2 separate regions of the Mus musculus genome follow, and region 2 is linked to region 1. A link is a loop called in an ENCODE intact Hi-C map of the cell type or tissue named here. Cell type or tissue: left cerebral cortex. All regions are shown on one strand. Links, peaks and the distances in the headings refer to the core of each region. The heading gives the core; the rest is flanking DNA.

Region 1 (10,956 bases), core at 1,506-9,505:
TAAATTGAATGAATAAGTACATTAGGCGAGGCTGTCAGGAGGAGAGAGAATGGAACTCACTGGGATGAGTGATAAGTCAACATTGCAAGAGCGAGTCTCAGCAAAAGTGCACAAATCAAAATACTAACTGGAGGTGAGAGACAGCAGAGGCCTGCCAGGTGCACAGACATCCGGGCCCTGTGGCTCGGAGGATGGATGTTCCTTGTGTCTGAGGTTTCCACAAATCCCAGGAACGCTAGAGGCAGAATCCTTGCAACAAGAGTGAATACTGAGTCTACACATGATTTAAAGCCCCCAAATGAAGAAATTAGCTAACATCTGAGGAGGTTTAGAATCAAACATTTCATCCACACCATCATTTAATCCTTATTAATAGTTCTGCAACCCTCACTTCATTTTAATAGATCTGCACCCCTCACCCCATTTATTAGGCTAGCATCTTGAGGCTCACAGCTTGACAACCCCACCTGAAGGTACTGGACCCTGGATGCCATATTTTCCTTACCTCACTTCATTGCCTGCTCTCTTTCCATCTCCACTTGAAAACTAGAGACCAGCACCAGGCATGGACATATCTGCATAGATTCATAGCACAGTGAACTTGGTGGCTTTTCATAGAGGACAAAGAAAGCTCTTCAACTGGCGTGTGGCTGCATGCTTGCCTTGGGTTGAGATTCTTCTTACACCTCCATCTCACTTGGGGACCCCAACATCTAAGGCATTTCTCTCTCATTATACTCTTAGCCTTGGCAAGTACTTGTGTGGAAGATTAGACTACAGTCCCATGTAACTTTCATTTTGACCAGGGTCTGCTGCATAGAAGCTTGTTGTCTACAGCTACATCTTCTAAACAGTCCATTCCCTCCGGGTCATTAGAAGTATATGGCTGTCATTGTGGAATGTGCCAATAATTCAGACCCCTAAATTTCTCCGACGTTCTTGATAGAAAGGAATAGCGACAACCTCTCATGTGGAGAAAGGTGGGGGTCTCTCGCAAGTGTCAATCTATTTTCTTGCATGCATTCTTTTATTCATTCAATACATGAGAACTGAGTCACTGGGAATTCAACTGTAGAGAATATAGCTGAGGTCCCTGTGGAAACTGACATGAATCCAGGGGTCACACTGGTGATTGGGCAATCATAATTATCTTGTGGAGTAATGTGCCCAGGAGCAGAAGTAAAAGGAGAGGGCCAAGCATATTTCCCCCTTTAGCTGAGAAGCAACAAGCTCATTGAAGAACTAAATCATCCTCACGAAGGGAGAATATCTCAAAGAGAGGAATTTATTTAAGCCCAGGAAGCCAGGGATAGTGGCTTCAGATAAGGCAGGCTGATTGTGTGGGTACTGAGCAGCAAAGGGCCTTCTAGATCAATCACTACTTTGTTCTTTAGCAAATCAATAGGAAGGGACTGGAGACTAAAGTAATGTGAACAATGAATACAGCGCAGATTGGACTGGCAAAAGGCAGTTCGGAGGATCTGTAGCAACTGAGATGAGAAAGACAGTGGTGGTCGAAGCGAGTCGGGTGGTGGAGGAGATCAAGGGCAGGGAGATGGGTGAGCCAATAGGACTTGGTGATGACCTGCAATATGGGGTGCAGAGAGGTGTATTTCAACAGATGTCAGTTAGACACTGGTACTCAGTGAGGTATCCCCTCAAATAGGCACTAGAAAGCTTTCAAAATTCTTAGTAAAATCTTCAAACAATGTCATTGTTACTGCTGTGAATTCAAACACTCTGAGGGCTATGGTTGCCTCTCCCCCTCTCCTTTTCTCTTTGTACTGATATATTTAAGATTAATGATCCCATGAAAATACCTCTTGTAAAATCACATGTCTCAAAATCTACAGTAGCCTCAAGCTCCCTGGTTGAGGTGCTCCTCCACTTCCTGGCTCCCTAATAGAAGTGCTCCTTCACCTCCCAGGTCCCTGGTAGAGGTGCTTCTCTGCCTCATAAGACTCCTACTGGAGACCTGTCAAGATCCCCAAGAGGTACACAATGACTCCATTCTCTAGGGAATATTGCAAACTCCAAATCATTGCTGACCGATAACCAGTGACCGTCACACTTGGGCTGGTCAACACTGTACTCATTTCCAACAATCTCAAACTTAAGAAACGCGAGTTTCTAAAATCAGATGGACTCAGCCCCTTTCTGTAGTAGCAAATTAGATAGAATTTCTGTCAAGTCATCTATAAGTGCTCAAGACAAATTGTTCAGAGCTTTCACATATCAAATACATGTTAATATCCAATGAATTCTATTTTTATCATAAATCAGCAAAAAACGATTTTTTTTACTTCCCAAAATACAGATGGGGAAGTTTTGAAAAGTTGATGTGTGTTAAGACTTAGAGCTAAGTTGTTTCCCTGGCTCTCTACACTCTCTTAGTCCTTTGTCTTTGATGATTTTGCTGAAGGTTTTCTACTTGATTATTTATTATCCCCCCAAAAGGTCAATTACAGATAGGCTGTTGCTGCAGCAAGAGGTCCTATGAATTGCCAGAAGACTCCTTTGTGTAGATTTTGAGATTCACTTAGCTAGAACGAGGTTTTATCTAGCTAGTTCCAGTTAAGGGGATGAACCTGTCTCATTCAAAGCCTGATAAGAAGGCGTGACCTTCAACCCCAGAGGCTTTGATAACCAGGGAATGACCTGAGCCAAACAACAGCTGGCTCAGATCACCCTGTCTTACCTTTGGCCACCTCTCCAGCATCTAAGTCCCCTCGGCTGATCAACGCAAGCTTCACTTCCTTCATGAAACCGCCCGTCTGTGACAGCCTTGGTACCAGATGTAGACAAGAAGATCCATCTTCTTAGACAGGGCTGACAGCCATCACCATGTGTGTGCGGAGTATTTTAGGAGAAGACGACCCAAGCCAAATCCTTCTCGGCTAATAGCTGTTGGGAATGGTCTCCTTCATTCGGGAGGAGAGTTCAAGGCTGAGGACGAAGCTGCTTTCAGGGCTCAGCCACACAGAGACTGGCATTGTCCAGTCTGATGCCCAGCCAACAGACTCCTTAGGACTCAGAAAGAGCTGCAGGCATAAAGCCAAGAACCCATATTAACCAGGTAGAAAAGTGGGGAAAAGAAACTCAAAGAAAGATGTATCCCCCCCAAAAGATATTATCTCCGAGTAGAATACAGATTACAATGTCCTGGGATGCCATTTGCAGGTAAACTGAGCATAAAAAGCCCTTGGGTAGAATACACAGTGAGGAATGAAAAGAGCCATGGATGGGGAGGAGCAGAGCCCTGTGACTGTATGCTTGTCTGTCCTTTCTCAACTAAATCAACATGGTAGATCTCATGTCAACCTTAGGTGACAGAAACCCATGCCCCATGTCCTAATTGGGAGAGAATTGGGACCTAGGGTGTTGACTGAACTGGCTGGAATAGGAAATGATGAAAAGAATTTCTCTTCTATGCTATTTGCATCTTTCCTTTCTCCTCTCACAGGCCCACCATCCCACTTCTCCAAACTTCAGGCCCTTAATTTTCATCTTGTGTAACTGGTGACATTAGCTGGCTGGGATACCCACCAAATCCGGGAATTCCTCCATCCTTCCCCACAGAGGGAGCTGGAGGCAGGAAGCAAAGGAATCCACGTGTCTTGAGCAGCCCTCCCCATGCCACCTGGAAATACTGGCACCTCCCCAAAGGGCTGCCTTTCCAAGAGCCAAGGAAATCCCAAAGCTGTGCCTTTAGGCCACAAATAAGGCAGGCGATCTGGCTCTTCTCCCTGTCACCGAGCTAAAATGTCCACTGTGACCTTGGCAATGCTAAAGCCATAGATGGCCCTGAGCTTTTCCCATCCCTCCCTGGCTCACCTTCCTCTAGAAAAACAGCCCACGTACTGGGGTGGGGGACTCTTGCCTTCTCACCCTTTGTAGGCGCCAGGCCAGGCAAGGACGAGCCCCCTGCAAGGCAGGCTCAGGATCCGAGCCAGGGGTGTGCACACAATCTTGGGAGACAGATGGCCCAGCGTGTGGGCCGGCAGATAGAGGCTCCTGCTCCTGTCAAGATGACACTCAAAAGTACATCCCCGTCATCGCAGGTTGTCAGTGGTGTGTCAGCGCAAGATGCCGTGTGTGTTTTTGGACACTCTGTAAGTTCGGGAGACTGAGCTGGATCCCACTTCCATAGCAACGACAAAATTCCAGCCCCAGTCTTCGAGTTAGTGTCAGACAACACGGGGGGGAGTGGCAGGCAGAGAGGGATGTCACTCCGAGCAGAGAGCAGCATTGCTGCGGCGAGGGTGGGCAGGAGGCTTGTTTCTGGAAGTCTGTGTGGAGACCGTGTGTGGGCACAAAATGACAGAAGGCAGGAGCTAATGGCTGAACTCAGGGGAAAAGCAATCTGCTGACTTGAGCATGCTGGGGATATGGGGTTTCCTGAGCCCTGGAACTTTCCAAAATCCCTGAGGGTCTTCTGGGTTCAGAAGAAACTCCCTGTTGGTTCAAACTTTATGAAGCACATTGGAGTAGCTGACTTGAAGATATAAAGGGAAGGAATTGGATATGAAAGATAAGAGACTAGATTCCCCCAGGACAGTAACAAGACACAGATGACAAATATATGTGGCTTTTTCAAAAGGAGCTACTTTTATACAAACTCTGGAAACAGGGTTATTCATGTCTGGATGGCTAGGGTTTTGTATGGCCATGAAAGAAGGCTGGGGTAATAACCCGTTCCTATAGCATCTTCGCTTGTTCCCCTTTACCAGCAGTCACTGCATCTTTGAATCTTAGCATTATAGGGACCAGACAGCTTATGTGCTGTCTGAATCCTGCCAATTACTAGCTATGCCATCTTGGGTAAGTCACTTCTCTCCAGGTCTCACTTCTCTTACTCCACTGCAGAGAGATCCTGAAGTGGAAGGATAGCTTGCTATATGAACTTGGCCATGGATGGGGTGGCAAGGGATTTTCTCTATTAGAGAAAGACTGTTTTATCCTTGAAAGCATAGGACCTATGTTTCCCCTGGGTTCATGCCTTAATCACCAGGGGGGCAACATTAAACCCTGAGGGTACAATTAGATGGTTGGGAGTGGAGGCTTCCCCTCCTTTATCCAGGCGAGCCCAGTGCAATCATAGATTTCTGTAAGTGAAAGAAGGAAGCAGGAGATAGAGGAAGAGAAGATGTAATGAACAGCAGAGGTTGGAATTGTGAGATGACTGGGATCATGGGCAAGGCCAGGAAGCAGATTATCCTAGAATCCGCAGGAGTAACACATTTCTGCAGACACCTAGAGTTTAGCAAGTGTCTTAGTTAGGGCTTTACTGCTGTAAACAGACACCATGACCAAGGCAACTCTTATAAGGACAGCATTTAATTGGGGCTGGCTTACAGGTTCAGAAGTTCAGTCCATTATCATCCAGGCAGGAACATAGCAACATCTAGACAGGTGTGGTGGAGGCAGAGCTGAGAGTTCTACATCTTCATCTGAAGGCTGCTAGCAGAATATTGACTTCCAGGCAGCCAGAATGAGGGTCTTAAGCTCACACCCACAGCGACACACCCACTCCAACAAGGCTACACCTCCTAATAGTGCCACTCACTGGGCCCAGTATATACAAAACATCCCAGCAAGTAAGGTGAATATCTACCATGCAGAACCATGCAATTCTGGGTTGAAAAGCCATCATTACGGTAGTAAGCCATTATTCTGCACTTGTGGCAGCAATAAGAAACTACACTCTCCTACAATATAATCTGGCCAAAAAACCCTCCTCTCCTCGCCTTATTGCAAATGGGTGAAGAAGCAGGCATAGTCGGGTGTGTTCTTTGTGTCCTGCTAGAGTTCCTAGCAGTGCTCTGCACAGACATCATCTGCTCATTACTCATTTGTTTTGTTTCATTTAGCAGAAAACAAAGAAAACAGTCGAGCAGTACCCCATTTGCAGAGTTTTTAAACAAGCATAAGATGATTCAGCCAGAGAAAAAATCTAGCAGTGAGCACCCACATGCTTCCTATGTGAGCTGTGAAGTAGGAAGGCTGCTGTCCTCAGCCTTGGTTTTTATGTGTTGTAACCATCCTGGAGCAGCCACACAGCCTCTGCTGCGATGGCTTGGGTTTCTGCCTCGTGTCAAACTTCAGATAGGGATGGGCACTCCCTCATGATGTAGGGCAGAGGGGAGCAAAGCCAGAGGTTTCAAGATCACTGAGGAGAAGCTGAGCTATCAGAGACTGTTTCTCAACCAGTATTCTTTGTGAAAACATTTCATAGATTCTGAGAATGGGGACATGAATAAGGTAATCTCCCCTCCACGGTAAAGGGAGTTTACTGTCCACAGGCACAGCTATGGAAGCAAATGACCACGAGACAAGATTTCAAACAGAAAGTTTATGCAAGTTAAGCAAACTTCCTCAAGTTAAGCTTCAGGAATTTTTTTTTTTTTTAATCAAAGAATCAGGGTGAATAAATGTGAAGGTGGAAGGGAAAATCTGAACCACTCACTAATCAGTAATATAAAATTGTATTGGTATATAAATTACAGGAGACCCATAAGAGAATTCACTCAACATTGTCAAAGTCATTTATGAGAAAACAAAAATCCAAACCAAACAACAACAACAACAACACAAATCTAACTAGCATCATTCTCAATAGCAAACAATTGAATGAAGTCTTTCCCTTGAGGTCAAGGGAAAGATAAAGATGCCTGTTTTCAATGCTGCTAACAGCCAACTAGTTCTACTTAAAATAATTAGAGATGCAAGAAATAAGAAGCAATCCAAATTGGAAGCAAATAAATAAAACCAAATTTATCCAGGGACAGTGTAAAATCTATATATGGAAAACCCAACATCTCCCCGAAGAAGCTAATATGACTAATATATAAATTTAGCAAAGTTGTAGTGTACAAGTAAGCACACAAAATTACTGTGGTTTTGTAAACTTAAAATGAACAATCTGAAAAGAAAATTAGGGAAGCAATTTCATTTATAATAACATCTAAAAAATAAATTAGCCCCAAATAAATTTAGGTAAGGAAGTAAAATACTTGTACACTGAAAACTATAAAATATTACTGAAAGAAATCAAATACCTAGCTTAATGGAAATATATCCCATATTTATGAAATGAAAAATTAAGATGTGAAAATGCTAGTACTATTCAATGTCCTCTGGACTCAGTATCTAACAAAAATCTCAACAATATAAAAGCTAATCATTAGCTGCACTGGCCTTGTAAAAAGTTGTAGGTACTTAAGATACTCTCAGTGGGAAAAGAGAAACTTTGAAGACTTACATCTAAAACTTAACTACAAATGCTCAGAATTCAAAACATTTGTGATACTTGTATATACAGGGCATGTATATACGCTAGTGAAAAGGATTTGCAAATCTGAAAATGGGTACATTCACACAGTATCTATGAAATCATGTCAAGATGGCCAAGTCCATTCTGAGGAAAGAATCAACTCTCCATCAAATGGTGCAAGAACAACTTGATTTTTCCCTGGTAGAAGAATGAGACTTGAGTGTATCTTCTACTGTATGAAAACATTAGCTTTTGCTAGATGAGCCACCTAAATACAAAAGCTAAGAAAGAAAAATAAGAGGTATTTTATGACTCTGGGTTTCATGAAAGATCCTTAGACATGGTACCAAAATCGTGAGCAACAAATAAAACAGAAAACTTTATACATCAGACAATACTATTAAGAAACTGAAAAGATGACCCAGAGGATAGAATAAAATATTTACAAATTATATATCTAAATGGGATTTAATATCCAGAAGACTTAACATCTACAAGTCAAATAGTGAAAAGATTACATGATTTTAAAGTGGACAAAGGACTTGAATAGATATTTCTCGAAGATATTAAGATGACAAAAACTGAAGGAAAAATCCTTAGCATCATCAGATTCTAGGCAAATAAAATTTAAAATATCACATTGATCTAGTTACTGTTTATTATCTCTAGAATGGCTATAATTTTTAAAATAGGGAGATAGAACAGATAGCAAATGATAATATGCACAGGTCACTTTAATCTCAAGGGAATAGTGAGATATATAGATAATAGACACACGCAGTGGTTTAAATGAGAATGCCCTCCACAGGCTTAGATACTTGATCAAAGTCTTGGGTCCCTAGTGGTAGCACTGTTTGGGAAGATTTACAGGGTGTGACCATATTAAAGGAAGTAAGTACATCACTGGGATGGAGTCAAGCTTTGAGAGTTTAAAGTCTCAGACAACTTTCAGGCCACTCTTATTGCTTCCTGCTTGCAGTTAAAGACAAGATTCCCTCAGCTTCATGCTCCTGGCCCCATGCCTGCCACTAGCTACCGAGCTTTCCTGCCATGATGAACTTTGACCCCATGGGATCAGAAACCCAAATAAACTCTTTCTTCCTTAAATTGCCTTGGTCATGATGTCTTAGCACACCAGAAGAAAAGCCACCTATCCTATGAGTTGAGTAACCACAGAAAGTCACAGGTGTTAGGGGCAAAGGAAACTCGAATGGGTCCAACTGCAGAAGGGTTCGTTCAGGAAAGCTCAGCACCAAAGAGGGATGCTCAGATCTAAAGCCGAGTGAGCACACTGTAGAAACCACAGCTTAAGACAAAAAGCGCAAGAAATATACTCACTACTTTCAGTAGCAACTTATTTAAAGGTGAGAGAGAGTGTGTGTGAATGTGTGTGTGTGTGTGTGTGTGTGTGTGTGTGTGTGTGTTGGGGGGAGGGGGCGGAAACTGTAGCACTAATGCAAGCAGGAAAAGAAGCAGAAACCGAAGTGGAAGGAGATTCAAAAATATTGTTAATGGAGGACTCTGAGTAGATTTGCTTACATAGGAATCATAGAATCCAGATTCACATGTAATGGCCTCAAAAATCCCCTCTTGAATTGGGCAGAGATAAGAATCCTTTTTGAAAGACCACTGATGCCCAGTGACTGGGTGGTTCTAGAGGCAAAGGTTTGTTCCTGCACAGCCCATTCTGGGAACTCAGGTCAAGTGTCTGGGGACTCTGAGATCTGACCTACAGAATTTCTCTAGCCACAGAAGAAATACTTTGAGCAAGAATTTCAGTGTTTCAGTTGGTAGAAATCTAGTCTGATATATAGCCTAGAGCAAATCTCACTAGGTCCCTAGAAGATGAATGAGCAGTGTAAAGACCTTAAAGGTACTAGGATCTAAAGCATGTAGGGGTGGGGGGTATGGCCTTCCTTATAGCCCTACCGATATCCAGAGAGAGAAAAACAGAGTAATAATAATCACTGCCCTGTCCTTTATTTGCAAAGCAAACAAGGCAAAGATTAACACCGAAATGGAAAGACCACAAAGACTCTGCTTCTATTAGAAGACATCAACCCAACCAGCCAACAAAGAAATGTCAGGATTGCATAGCAACGAACTCTGTACCTATTACCCTACAAGTGAGGCATAGAGATAGAATCTGCACATTCATCCTTTACATTAGATCCATTACATCCTTTACATTAGATCCACTAGAGCAAGGATCCTAATTCAGGTTAGTGTGAATGTTCCACTCCATGAGATTTGATCAAGCTGTCCTGCCTCAAGGAAGAGCCCTGATGACTTGGTTGGAGCAAAATCCCACTTCTGTGACGTTTTCTCTCGGTGATTTTCTATGTAATTGCTTCTATCTGGACCTTAACTCTACTTTCTCATCTGTCCTTCCTGTATTTGCAAATAAAGAGCATCTCTGCATGTTAGCTATGTCCCCGTACTACAGACCTCCTAAATAAAATCCTTAACCACAAAACAAAAAGAAACTATAAAAACCATACAGACCCAAAGAGAGTGAACAACATACTATTTTTTATCATGCAGTTTTTATTAGATATATTCTTCATTTACATTTCAAATGCTATCCCGAAAGTCCCCTATACCCTTCTGAATAACATACTCTTAAGTGATAGTTTATCATAAAGATCAGGAGTGAATCTAAAAGTCCTGTAATTAAATGAAAATAAAATTATAACACATAAGACCTGTAGGATGAAAACAGTTCTAAAATGGTCATTTATGGCAATAGATGCCTAAACTAAGAAGTTAGAGAGCTCTCAAATAAATAATTATGTACCTCATGGTGTTAGAAAAAGAAGAACAAGTTAAATTCAAAGGGAGTAGATGGAAATAAATATTAAAAAGTCAGAGAGAAATTAATGAAATAGAAACTAAAAATAATATAAAATATCAATAAAACAGTTGACTCTTTGAAAACATAAACACATTGAAAATCCCTTAAGCAAACTAGCCAAAAAAAATTAAAGAAGGCCCAAATCAATAAAATTAAAACAAGAAAACAGGAGCAATAAAACAAACACTAAGGAATGTTAGAGGATCATTAGGGAATAATTTGAAAGTCTATATTCTAATAAATTGGAAAATCTTAAGAGAAATGGATACAATGATTTGATGTCCTGCCAAAATTAAACCTGATGATATAAACAACTTAAGCATTTTGTAACAAGCATTATAAGCATAGTAAGATCTCTCAAAAAGTAAAAAAGAAAACAACCAACCAACCCCAGGCTTGGATGGTTTTACTGCTGATTTCCCCAAGACCTTGAGAGAACTCCTGAAACTTCTCCAAATGTGTCTAAGGATGAAACACAACCAACCTCATTTCATGGAGTCAGTATTGTCCTACTAAATGCTATCTAAGGATACAACACAAAAAAGTTAGAGGTCAGATCTTCTTTATAATTGTAGATGCAAAGAATCTCAACAAAATGTCTACAAGTCAAACTCAGTAACACACTGAATTGATCATTCTCCATGAGCAACTTGGCTTCAGTACAAGGACTGGAGAATAGTTCAAATATGCAAGTCATTAAAGACATCACACAAGAATAAACTTAAGGAAGGTTATAATAAGCAGGGATGATTATCTCCATCAGTGCAGAAAAGCCCTTTGATAGAGTTCAACATCTCCCCATAATTAAAAGCAATGAAAAAACTAAGCG
Region 2 (10,956 bases), core at 1,485-9,484, 72 kb after region 1:
TTTACATAAATGCAGTTATTCTTGCGCTTATATTAAATTGACTATCGGCCTCTAAGCTGGACCAGTTCACCGCACAATTTTACAAAGTAGTAGGAAAGAAACAGGTGATGTGGTCTCAGGCCAAGTGGTGCTTTTGGTCTGGATTGATGATTAGTCTGAGTTCCTTGTACTGTTACATGCATACTCTCATCACACACACACATACACACACACACACACACACACACACACACACACACACACACATATGCATGCATGCATTCACACATTAACATGCATGCACGCACACACACACATAGGTGCACACACACATGCACATACATGTACACACTGACACATGCTGGGCACTCTGGAGATCCAGAATTTAGGCTAAGCAATAATATGGGTGCACCTCTGCTCGACACTGTCATCGCTACAGACTTTCTCATTCATGGACCCTGCTTTACATCACATTCATATGCATTGTTTTTCCACAAGGTAAAAATAGAGGCCAATGAGCTAACACACATGGAATGAGACAGTGTGTCAGTCAGCTTTCAGTGGCTGTGGGAAGTACACAATAATAAACAACATAAAACACCTGAAACAGAGCGAGAAAAGGTTTAGTGTGGACTGTGATTTCAGGCTAGGGTTCTCATGCTTTGACTCCTGTAGTGAGGGAGACTGTCTTAGTGGGAAGCCCTCGTGGGCCCAGCTACTCCATTCATGGTGAGCAGAAAATAGACATGGAAGAAGAGACTGGGCCTCCGTTATCCCCTTCAAAGGCATTCACCCAATAATGTGATCTCCCAGTAGACCCCACCCCTTAAAGCTCCTACCACCTCCTACAAGCTGAAAAAGGGACGTTAGCATGTTGGCCTTTGGAAACACTTCATCTCCAAATCAGAATATGCAAGGTGTCTTAGTCAGGGTTTCTAACTGCACAAAACATCATGGCCAAGAAGCAAGTTGGAGAGGAAAGGGTTTATTCAGCTTACATTTCCACATTGCTATTCATCACTGAAAGAAGTTAGGACTGGAACTCAGGCAGGTCAGGGAGCAGAAGCTGATGCAGAGGCCATAGAGGGATGTTCATTACTGGCTTGCTTACCCTGGCTTGCTCAGCTTGCTTTCTTATAGAACTCAGTATTACCAGCCCAGGGATGGCACCACCCACAAGGGGCCCTCCCTCCTTGATCACTAATTGAGAAAATGCCTTACCGCTGATCTCATGGAGGGATTTCCTCAAGGGAGGCTCCTTTCTCTATGATAACTCCAGTTTGTGTCAAGTTGACACACAAAAACAGCAGTCCACAGTTTGAATTTAAATGTCCAGACAAGTCTTACTTGAAAGCATGCTCACTGTCCTATACTTCCATGCCAAGATCTTTACAATTGAGGCTGCCCAATCGGAGATGTTGTGTTGACCATGCTTCAGATGTTTGAGTCAAGGCCAGAATCATCTAATAATAATAATACCAAGAACAGGTGGACTTCGGAAGTGGATGCAGTGTTAATCTCATCATTCAGAGTTTACTTTCTCATGCTTCAACAGGCAGCACTGCCTTCTAAATGGCAATGAACAAAGAAAAGGTACTTCCTTTATTTGAGCATGCACACTAACAGAAACAGCAGGCAACACACAAATATACACGTGTGTTATAATGATAACAATATGTATTAGATAAGTGCTATAAGGAAAATTAAAGCAGGATGAGAAGACATAATTTTAGGGCTAAAAAGAGTAAAAAGAAAGAGGTTGTGTAGAAGACTCGATAGAGATGTTGAAGAATGCACTGTGAATGAGAACAAGTATTGTGAATGTCAGGTATCAAGCCTTCCAGAGGATGGAGGATATGAGAAGGAAATGTGTCTGGAAGAATAACAGGGAGGATGGGAAAGTCCTAAGAGGAAGCAGAGCTTAGGCCATGGAAAAGACCACAAGGGTTCCATGACCACGTGACCATGTCATCCTGTTGAGTCTCACCGGTACCTGCTTTCTCTACGGGCTTAACTTTTTATTTGAGTGAAGTATACTTCTGGAGCTAGAGAATCACTTTCCTCATGGAGCGATGGACACAAAGCCCAAAGTAAGAAGTCGACTTTGAGACACTATCATCTGTAAAATGGCCAGGTAATCTTTCCCCCTCACCCCTCAGATATTAAAAGCATACCACCAAGTGCTGTCTAAATTGCGTCAGCACTCACAAGGCCCAGCAGTGCTTGCCTTCCCTTAGACTCATGGGACTCTCTCAGTTTCATCACGCAGAACAATTCAGAAATCTGCTTCTCATCAGGGGCAGAGATGAGTCTCGGGCATCCTGTGTTTAAGAGGTGAGACCCAAGTCTCAGCACCCAGAGAGGAGAGGAGGTGCCTGGGACAAAAAGAAATAAATTTTCCAAAATGGAAGTGTTTTCAGAGTGTATGCAAATTCAAGTAGTACCAGGGGCTGATTTGGAAAACTTCTCACCAAGCGTCCTGTTTTGCTTCTATCTAAGCATGAGTCTCACAGGTACCTCCAGTGACCGAGGTTAAGGACACAAAATGTCAGGGAGTTGAGTGAATGGCTCACTACCAATAATAATGTCCCTGTCTTCACCCAGTTCTCTCTCTATCACCTCCAACTTCCTACAGCAGCAAAGCATGCTTCCCTAAAAGTTCTAAATAAAGCTCAACATGGACCTGGAAAAGGAAGAAGAGCAGGCCACTGTCTACATGCTGTGTTTCCTAAGCAATCGTGAAAAGAAAACATCATTTCCTTTGAGGGTAGAGTATGGTGGAGTTAGCCCCTCCATAGGACTGAGGTCGGAGCCCTTGGAGGATGAAAGAGAGGAACAAGGTCAGTAGAGAAGTAGAAACACTGAATTAAACCTCTCCTGGTCCAATGTTTCCAGTACTGAACTTGCATGTAATGAATCACACTTTTATTTTAGACTAACATTTTAAAAGTGTATGTACTTATTATATACAATCTGATATTACGCTATATTACATAATGACCAAACCAGAATAATTAGCATATGTAAAATGGAATTATAAATTCTAGCTAGCCCGTATAAAAGATACACTATTCAGGTATTTTCTTTAAGATCCATAACCATGGCAGGTGCTGGAGCTATTCTAATTTACATCTCAGCCACATGTCCCTTGTCACTTGTTGTTTCTCCTAGCCACATGTTCATAGTCCATCTCCTCTCATGACAGCCTCCTCCTCCCTTTATGTCCTTTCCTGTCTCCACCTGTGACCCCCAGACAGGTAACTGAAAACCCACATACCTCCATCTATTGCCAAATCATGGCCTTTATCCTTTTACTGACCAACGAACTTGGGGAACAAGGTTCACACAACAAAAGCTGGTATACATGAGAATTTCTGGTGCTCAGGGGCAACCATATCTTGAAGGCCACTATTTAGCATTTGAATACATAGCAGCACCAGACCAAGCCTTACACATGTATAAACATCTCCTTACACATTTGTCATATCATTGTGAATGCCATTCCAAGTCCTTTTTTTTCTAGTTAATTTTGAAATACATTCTTACATTATGGTTGGTTTTAGTTACCCTCCTGTGGATGAATGTTGGAAATTTTCCTACCTGGCAGCAAGAACTATTAGACTATGTCAAACAGCCGTGCAACACCGAATTAATTGCCTGCAGTGCATTTTCATGAAATTGTCCTGAGAAATGCTTTCCACAGAGACTAGATTCTATCTCCTAGCTCATCCTCATGACACACAGTTGACACCAATCCTCGGATACTTTCTATGGAGAATCTAGGCTGAGCAGGAAAGGATATGCCTAGCCAAAGAGAATCTCCACTTGCTTGCTCCCTGAATATGTTTGTCTATAGCAAAACAAAACCAGAAAACTCTAGTCCAGGGGAAGGAGCCTACAAGTGAACCAGTTACTATGCTTTCCAAACGGCCAATACCCAGAGCTCTGGCTCCTCCAAGTTTGCCAGAAGCACACGTGACTGTGGAACATATGCATGTAGTAAGTCTGGTCTAAATCAGGGTAGATGATAACCAAAGAGGAAACGCTGCAGATTGCATGGTATATAATTTAAAAATTAAACTACCAAAGCAACAGAGTTAGCTCTGCAGTTAAGAGCTTTTAACTCTTCCAGAGGACCTGAGTTTGGTTCCCAGCACCCACTTTGGTCAGTTCACAATTGCCTGTAACTCTAACTCTAGGGATCCAATGCCCTCTCTGGCTTCCAAAGACACCCACACCTGTTTGGCATACATACATGCAGACGTGGTCTGCTTGCAGGCTTTTGTGGAAAAAAAGCATCATCCTGGTGAGTGCATGCAGAGGAGGGGATATTCACACAGCGATTCCTAGGTGGCTGAGCTCAGGGGCAGACTTCTCTGGATGCCATAGGTAGCAGGGTACCCCAAGGCAAAGTCTCCTAACGGCAAAGTCATCCAGCTGAATTAAAAACCATCACACCTTTGAGCCTACTGTGTCTGGGGCATGGCTGATTCCTGAGATACCCTCAAGGCACCTGCTTCACTGTTCTGATTCAAAGTATTTGGCTCTTTCTAAGGATCTGAATCTTATCAGTAGCCACATTTTCTCCGACTCCCTAGTTTAAATGTGCTTATGTCTGGACCAAACTATAGGTTTCTCAAACTCTTCTGTTCTGCTTTTCATAACCAATTTTACCATTCATTAATCTAACTAAAAGGACCTAGCAATAGATACACCACGGCCTGAAGCTGGGATGCCTTAAAATTTATTCCCAACATATTAGCTAAGTGGTCACTTTTAAATTAAATCTCATGCAAGGTCTCAGGACACAGACAAAATATAGACAAGTTCTTTAACAGATGTAACTTTCGGGGCCTCTGCTCTAGTTACTATACACGCATCATCCCTATTTGAAAATTTACGCAGAATTCAATGTTCATATTCCTATCAGCATTCCACCAGAGATCCCACTAGAGATCCCACCAGAATTGCCTGTTACCTTTTGTTTAAACTGTCTAAATTTCCTCTTGCCTGATTCTCCAAAGTTTTCCAAGGTCTTCCCACAAACCAGTTTGAAAGACTGCTAACCCCTTGCAGTCTCAGGGTAGTGATACCACTTCTCTGATATCAACCTTTTGTGTTAAACTTTCTGCTCCTGTGAAAAGACAATTAAACAAACAATACAAGGGGTTAATTGTTCTTATGGTGGTGAATGTTTTAGTCCACAGCATCAAGGACAGCAGCCAGGATACAGAGAAAGAATGTTGGGCTAAAGTAATGCCATCTTATCCTATCTCCATTTTGTGCCTGCTTATACATTTCTCAGCCCTCTATACCCCCATCAGCCACATCTGCCTTGATAGTACATATGAGATTTCCATGACTATGACCATGGTCCAGATGTATTAAAGAGATAATAACGCTTATGCAAACTAAACTAAAACAGCTGAAGAAGGTATAGATAAAATTAATTGCCATGTTGTATATGAAGTAACTACTATGTTAGGCCTAAACAAATGTTGCAAGATTACTCTGACCCTCATCTAACATTGATTTAATTTGCCTTTTAAAATTCTGTATCCCTGAACTTCAATACCAATAGACTTTCTGAGGCATTAGCCCACTCTTGGTCACCAGGCAAAAAAAATTAAAGGACTCTTATACTATTTGTTAGCATGGAGGAGTGTATCTTTCTCATGAGGATTATTTCAGATGTACCCACATTCAAGGTAGGCATTCCTCTTAATTAATTCTATCTAGAAATGCCTTTACATAAATGTGTTAGGTTCTCCTAGATACTTCTCAGTCTAACCAAGTCAACAATCAGGATTACCTATTAAAGAAATCAAGGCAAATAAGAGACCTCTCATCTGCTAGTTGTAAATGGAATTGCTCCCAACACACTTTCCATAAAGATATGAGTGTTCCTGATACCAACGATCTCACAGACAGCATTTTCTCTCCTATCACCTCAGAAGATAGCTGGCAGCTTCAAGGGAAATCCATTTGTTCAGCTAGAGGCCCTTTCTGGATATAGTGGGAAGTGTGAAAAAATGGGGTTGAAAGCTTCTGAATTCAAGTTTCACTTTTGCCATTACCAGTCCCATGATCTTACACAAGAATATCAGCTTCCCTGAGTTGTGATTCCTTCATGTGAAAAATCTTTTTTTAAAGCTCCAATAAAAATCCCACTGGTTATGTTCAATTGCTCACAGAGAAACTGGCACAGGAAGAGTATCTATTTTTTGTCCATGATCCTACAAAATTCTATCGTTTACATTTTGTCAAGTCGATCCCATTTAAAAGCAAAGACTAGGTAGATGCTGAGAGGACACCTGTCTTAAATCTCTGTATAATGGGGTTAGTACCCCAAAGAGGGAAAAACTTCTCCCTATTTGGGAAATTCTCCCCTATCACTGGTGTGTTCTGTGCAATCCACATTTCTAAGACCTGTACCCAAAGTTTTACCAAGGTGAGATGAGTGTGTGTCTAATCCATGATCAGGTACAACCACTAGGTTTTCAGCAAAAGCTCTCCCTTGCCCCGTGTAGCAATGAATAAAAAACGCCTAAACTGCTAGAGGAACCAGTTTGTTCATAAGAACAGCTAGCTGAGAAGAGAGGGAGGTGGGAAGAGCAGGGGAGGGGAGAAAAACACTGTTTTAATTAAACATAGTGTATCTAAATCAGAGAGGTATGCCCAGAGAGCAAGGAAGGATGAAATGGAATTTTCAGAAGAAAACAATTTTCCCCACTTTCTTGATCTCATTAACATCAAAACGAGCCCCCAAGGAGGCTGCTCTTGCTGCAGACAGGATAGAATATCTATCAGGAGTCACACAGGATTTGTGCTTCCCTGGACTTGCCCTCTACCCCAGGGTACCCTTCCTCACGCTACCCCAGAGGCCATTGTCCTTGCTTAGCTCCTAGGAAGTGCGAGGACTCCACGCTGGTCATATAAACCTTTGAAAGAAGTGCAGGATCTTTCGGGCATCTATGATCCAGGCAGCTTAGATCTTTGATCTGTTTTTCCCCAGATCACAAGTCCCTGCTCTCCTCTCACCTTCTCAGGGCAATCCCCATATTGACAACCACTGAGATGCTTTTTGTCTGGCAAGGCTGCCACCCTCTGCAGCTCCTGTCTTTCCAAGCACCATCAGGAAGTCCTGTTTGTCTTTAAGCCCTGTGCCTGCTCAGAAATCAAAGAGGTTCAAGGCTGACCTCTAGGGTCTCACTATTGTCCTGTTGACTGGTAATTTCACATCAGGTCTGATCACTGAATAGTTTTACCTGTGGACGCTGGCCTCATGCAAGACCATTTCTTCTATATGAGTTTTTATGTCCTCCATACCAGAGCCTTAATGACATGGGGCTCTGTTTATCATCACCCTTCAGTGTTCCATGAGCATCAGCATTTTCCAAGAAAAAACAACTCATACCCAAATCCCTAATTCTGAAAACACACACACACACGCACACACACACACACACACACACACACACACACACACAAAAGCACTCACATTACTAAATATCTTGAAATGTTTCAGTGGGGTTGTTACATGTTATTAAGGAAATTGAGGTCTCTTCATGGGGCTATTAGTCTAGTTCAAAAGTAAAATATGTAAGAGCAGGGACTAGAGAGATGGCTCAGCAGCTAAGAGCACTGATTGCTCTTCCGAAGGTCCTGAGTTCAAATCCCAGCAACCACATGGTGACTCACAGCTATCTGTAATGGGTTTTGATGACCTCTTGTGGTGTGTCTGAACACAGCTACATAATACGTATATATAATAATAAATAAATCTTTAGGCTGGAGCGAGCAGGGCCAGAGCTAGCAGAGGTCCTGAGTTCAATTCCCAGCAACCACATGATGGCTCACAACCATCAGTACAGCTTCAGTGTACTTTATACATAAAATAAATAAATAAACCCTTAAAAAAAAAGATGTAAGAGCAGATACAAATGAAGACTCAAGAACAATTTTTTTTTCAAGTTTAAAATAAAAGCTCCAGAACAGCAAGCTACAAGTATTAGCAGCTGCCTGGAGATGGACAGAGATGAAAAAAGGAAAAAGGTATTCCATTTGTGATAAGTCAGCCTGGAGACCAGCCACATGGGCAAAAGGCAAGCTTTAGAGAAACAATGTAGCCCAAGATACCAGCTTTGAAAAGAGGTAGAAAGAAACAAGTTACACTTTCCCACCAGAAAGCAGATTCGCTTATAGATCAACTGCTGAGAAGAAACACCATGACCAAGGCAACTGTTATAAGAGACAGCATTTAATTGGAGGTTTGCTTACAGTTTCAGGTTTAATCCATTATCATCCTGGCAGGAAGCATGGTGGCAGGCAGGCAGGCAGGCAGGCAGGCAGGCAGACGGGTGCTGGAGCCAAAGCTGAGAACTTTATGTCCTGTTTGCTTCCAGAGAGGGAGGAGGAGGAGAGGGAGAGGGAGAAAAAGAGATACTGGGGGCTGGGGGCTTATCATGGGCTTTTGAAACCTCAAAGACCCCCCACTCCGCGCCAGATATATACTTCCTCCAACAATCCTTCTAATCCTTTCAAACAGCACTATTCTCTGCCGACTAAGCATTCAAATATATAATCCTATAAGATACATTCTTACTCAAAACAACCACCATACCCTCTTTTTAGCACAGCTTAATATAAACCAACCATCATGAGGAGGAGGCCAAGTGATTGATCAGCCAACAAGATTAATTCTTAAGAGTGGAGACAATGCCCTATCTCCTCTCAGAGGCATATTCCTCCTTATGGTAACACATAGAAGCTGTTTCCTTCTTACTTTGGCATAATGCATGACCCACAGTAGAGGATTAGAAAATTTGTGTTGCAATATGTACTCACTGATAAGTGGATATTAGCCCAAAACCTAGGATACCCAAGATATAAGATACAATTTCCTAAACACATGAAACTCAAGAAAAATGAAGACTGAAGTGTGGACACTATGCCCCTCCTTAGAAGTGGGAACAAAACACCCTTGGAAGGAGTTACAGAGACAAAGTTTGGAGCTGAGATGAAAGGATGGACCATGTAGAGACTGCCATATCCAGGGATCCACCCCATAATCAGCATCCAAACGCTGACACCATTGCATACACTAGCAAGATTTTATCGAAAGGACCCAGATGTAGCTGTCTCTTGTGAGACCATGCCGGGGCCTAGCAAACACAGAAGTGGATGCTCACAGTCAGCTAATGGATGGATCACAGGGCTCCCAATGGAGGAGCTAGAGAAAGTACCCAAGGAGCTAAAGGGAACTGCAACCCTATAGGTGGAACAACATTATGAACTAACCAGTACCCCGGAGCTCTTGACTCTAGCTGCATATGTATCAAAAGATGGCCTAGTCGGCCATCACTGGAAAGAGAGGCCCATTGGACACGCAAACTTTATATGCCTCAGTACAGGGGAACGCCAGGGCCAAAAAGGGGGAGTGGGTTGGTAGGGGAGTGGGGGTGGGTGGGTATGGGGGACTTTTGGTATAGCATTGGAAATGTAAATGAGCTAAATACCTAATAAAAAATGGAAAAGGAAAAAAAAAAGAAAATTTGTGTTGAATGAATGTCTAAGTGGATGAAACTGACGAGTCATAGGAAGCCATTTAATGGAGCTAGCCTTAGTCTTTCTTTGTTGTTTGCCACTACAGATAATAGGATATCTGACTTTTGAGTCTCCACAGTCCAAAGAACTTCCTATCTCACCATAGGAGCACTGAATAGACTCATACTCATACTACCATGGCCAGATCTACATGGGCCCTGAGGATTCAAACCTCATGCTTGCATAGCAAGCACTTTTTACCCACTAAGCCATCCTTCAGTCACTTTCCTCTTTATAAATTTGTCATCAAATATTTTGTTACAGTTAAAGAAAGCTGACTAAAACACACACTAAGCCTATTAGGACTCTTCCATAGCCCTGTGAATAAATGACTAGCTCCAAATGTATGTTGGAGACACCTGTATAGAGGCTTTTATTCATGATCCAGAATCTTAAAGAAGACCAAGAGACAAATGACTATGACTGAGAGTCATGGTCCATTAGACTCTCCAGAGAATAGCTTGCAAAAGTCAGATACCAGCTGTCAGAAGACATGGGTGATGCCCAAATGCCTCTGGCTCTAATAATAATAAAAACAGGAAACCTCACAAAGCAGAAGAGAAACTCCAGAGTCTGTCTCAGAGAGACCAGCCTGGGCTAGAGAGCTCTCCATTCACAGTGAAGGGACACCCAGCAGCAAATGACAAGAGCCACAACTAAATCAAAGAGGCCCAGAAACTTTGCTTTACAACCTTAGTAATGGATTTTAAAGAGCAGAAAATTAAGGAGGTCCCAAAGAAAAAAGTGTGAGAACAATACTGAGAGAAAGATGAAAAGCCAATTTCTTCTTAGCACTCAGCACTCAGCATCCAGCATCCAGCACCCAGCACCCAGCACCCAGTACCCAACACCCAGCACCCAGCACTCAACCAAGTACTATATCATCTTTAAAAGACCAGAACAGCTTCAGGACTCCATCTTAAGAAGACACCAACAGAGTCTATGACTCAGCTTCTCAAGACATTTTGTGAACCACTTAGGAAATCAATGGTACAGCTAATAAACTTTATCCTATAATCTGGTATGTTAGTTACTATTCTACTGCTGTGGTGACACAACACAACCAAGGCATCTTAAAAAATAAATCATTTAATTTAGGGGCTCATTGTTCCAGAGGGTTGGAGTACATGATAATGATGGCAGGCAGTGTGACAGTAGGCAGGTAGGGTGCTAGAGTAGTAACTGTGAGCTTACATATAATCCACAGACACAAGACAGAGAGTGAGAGAGCTTCCTAGGAAAGGTGTGAGATTTTGAAACCTCAAAGACCACCTCCAGCGACATAGCACTTCCAACAAGGACACATCTCCTAATTCTTCCCAAACAGTTCCATCAACTGGGGATCAAATATTCAAACTTTTAGATGTATCA

The links. Peaks named below come from ENCODE experiments on the same cell type or tissue, not always from the same donor. Only the 100,000 strongest peaks of a DNase experiment are listed, where the experiment ranks them.
Region 2: a loop joins it to region 1, with 5 times the contacts of the local background. A loop is called at or near these places in 2 of 42 quality-filtered maps.

Annotation. Positions count from the first base shown.
Region 1 is chr8:26,530,014-26,540,969 of GRCm38, forward strand. No RefSeq gene overlaps it. Among named protein-coding and RNA genes, the nearest start is that of Gm39149, 44 kb to the right of the region's middle. In left cerebral cortex, for the core only: a CTCF peak has its summit at 5,674; DNase peaks (open chromatin) are centred at 3,643, 4,177 and 5,967.
Region 2 is chr8:26,602,211-26,613,166 of GRCm38, forward strand. No RefSeq gene overlaps it. Among named protein-coding and RNA genes, the nearest start is that of Gm32050, 22 kb to the right of the region's middle. In left cerebral cortex, for the core only: no CTCF peak of the experiment used is centred there; DNase peaks (open chromatin) are centred at 6,011 and 6,572; H3K27ac peaks cover 331 bases.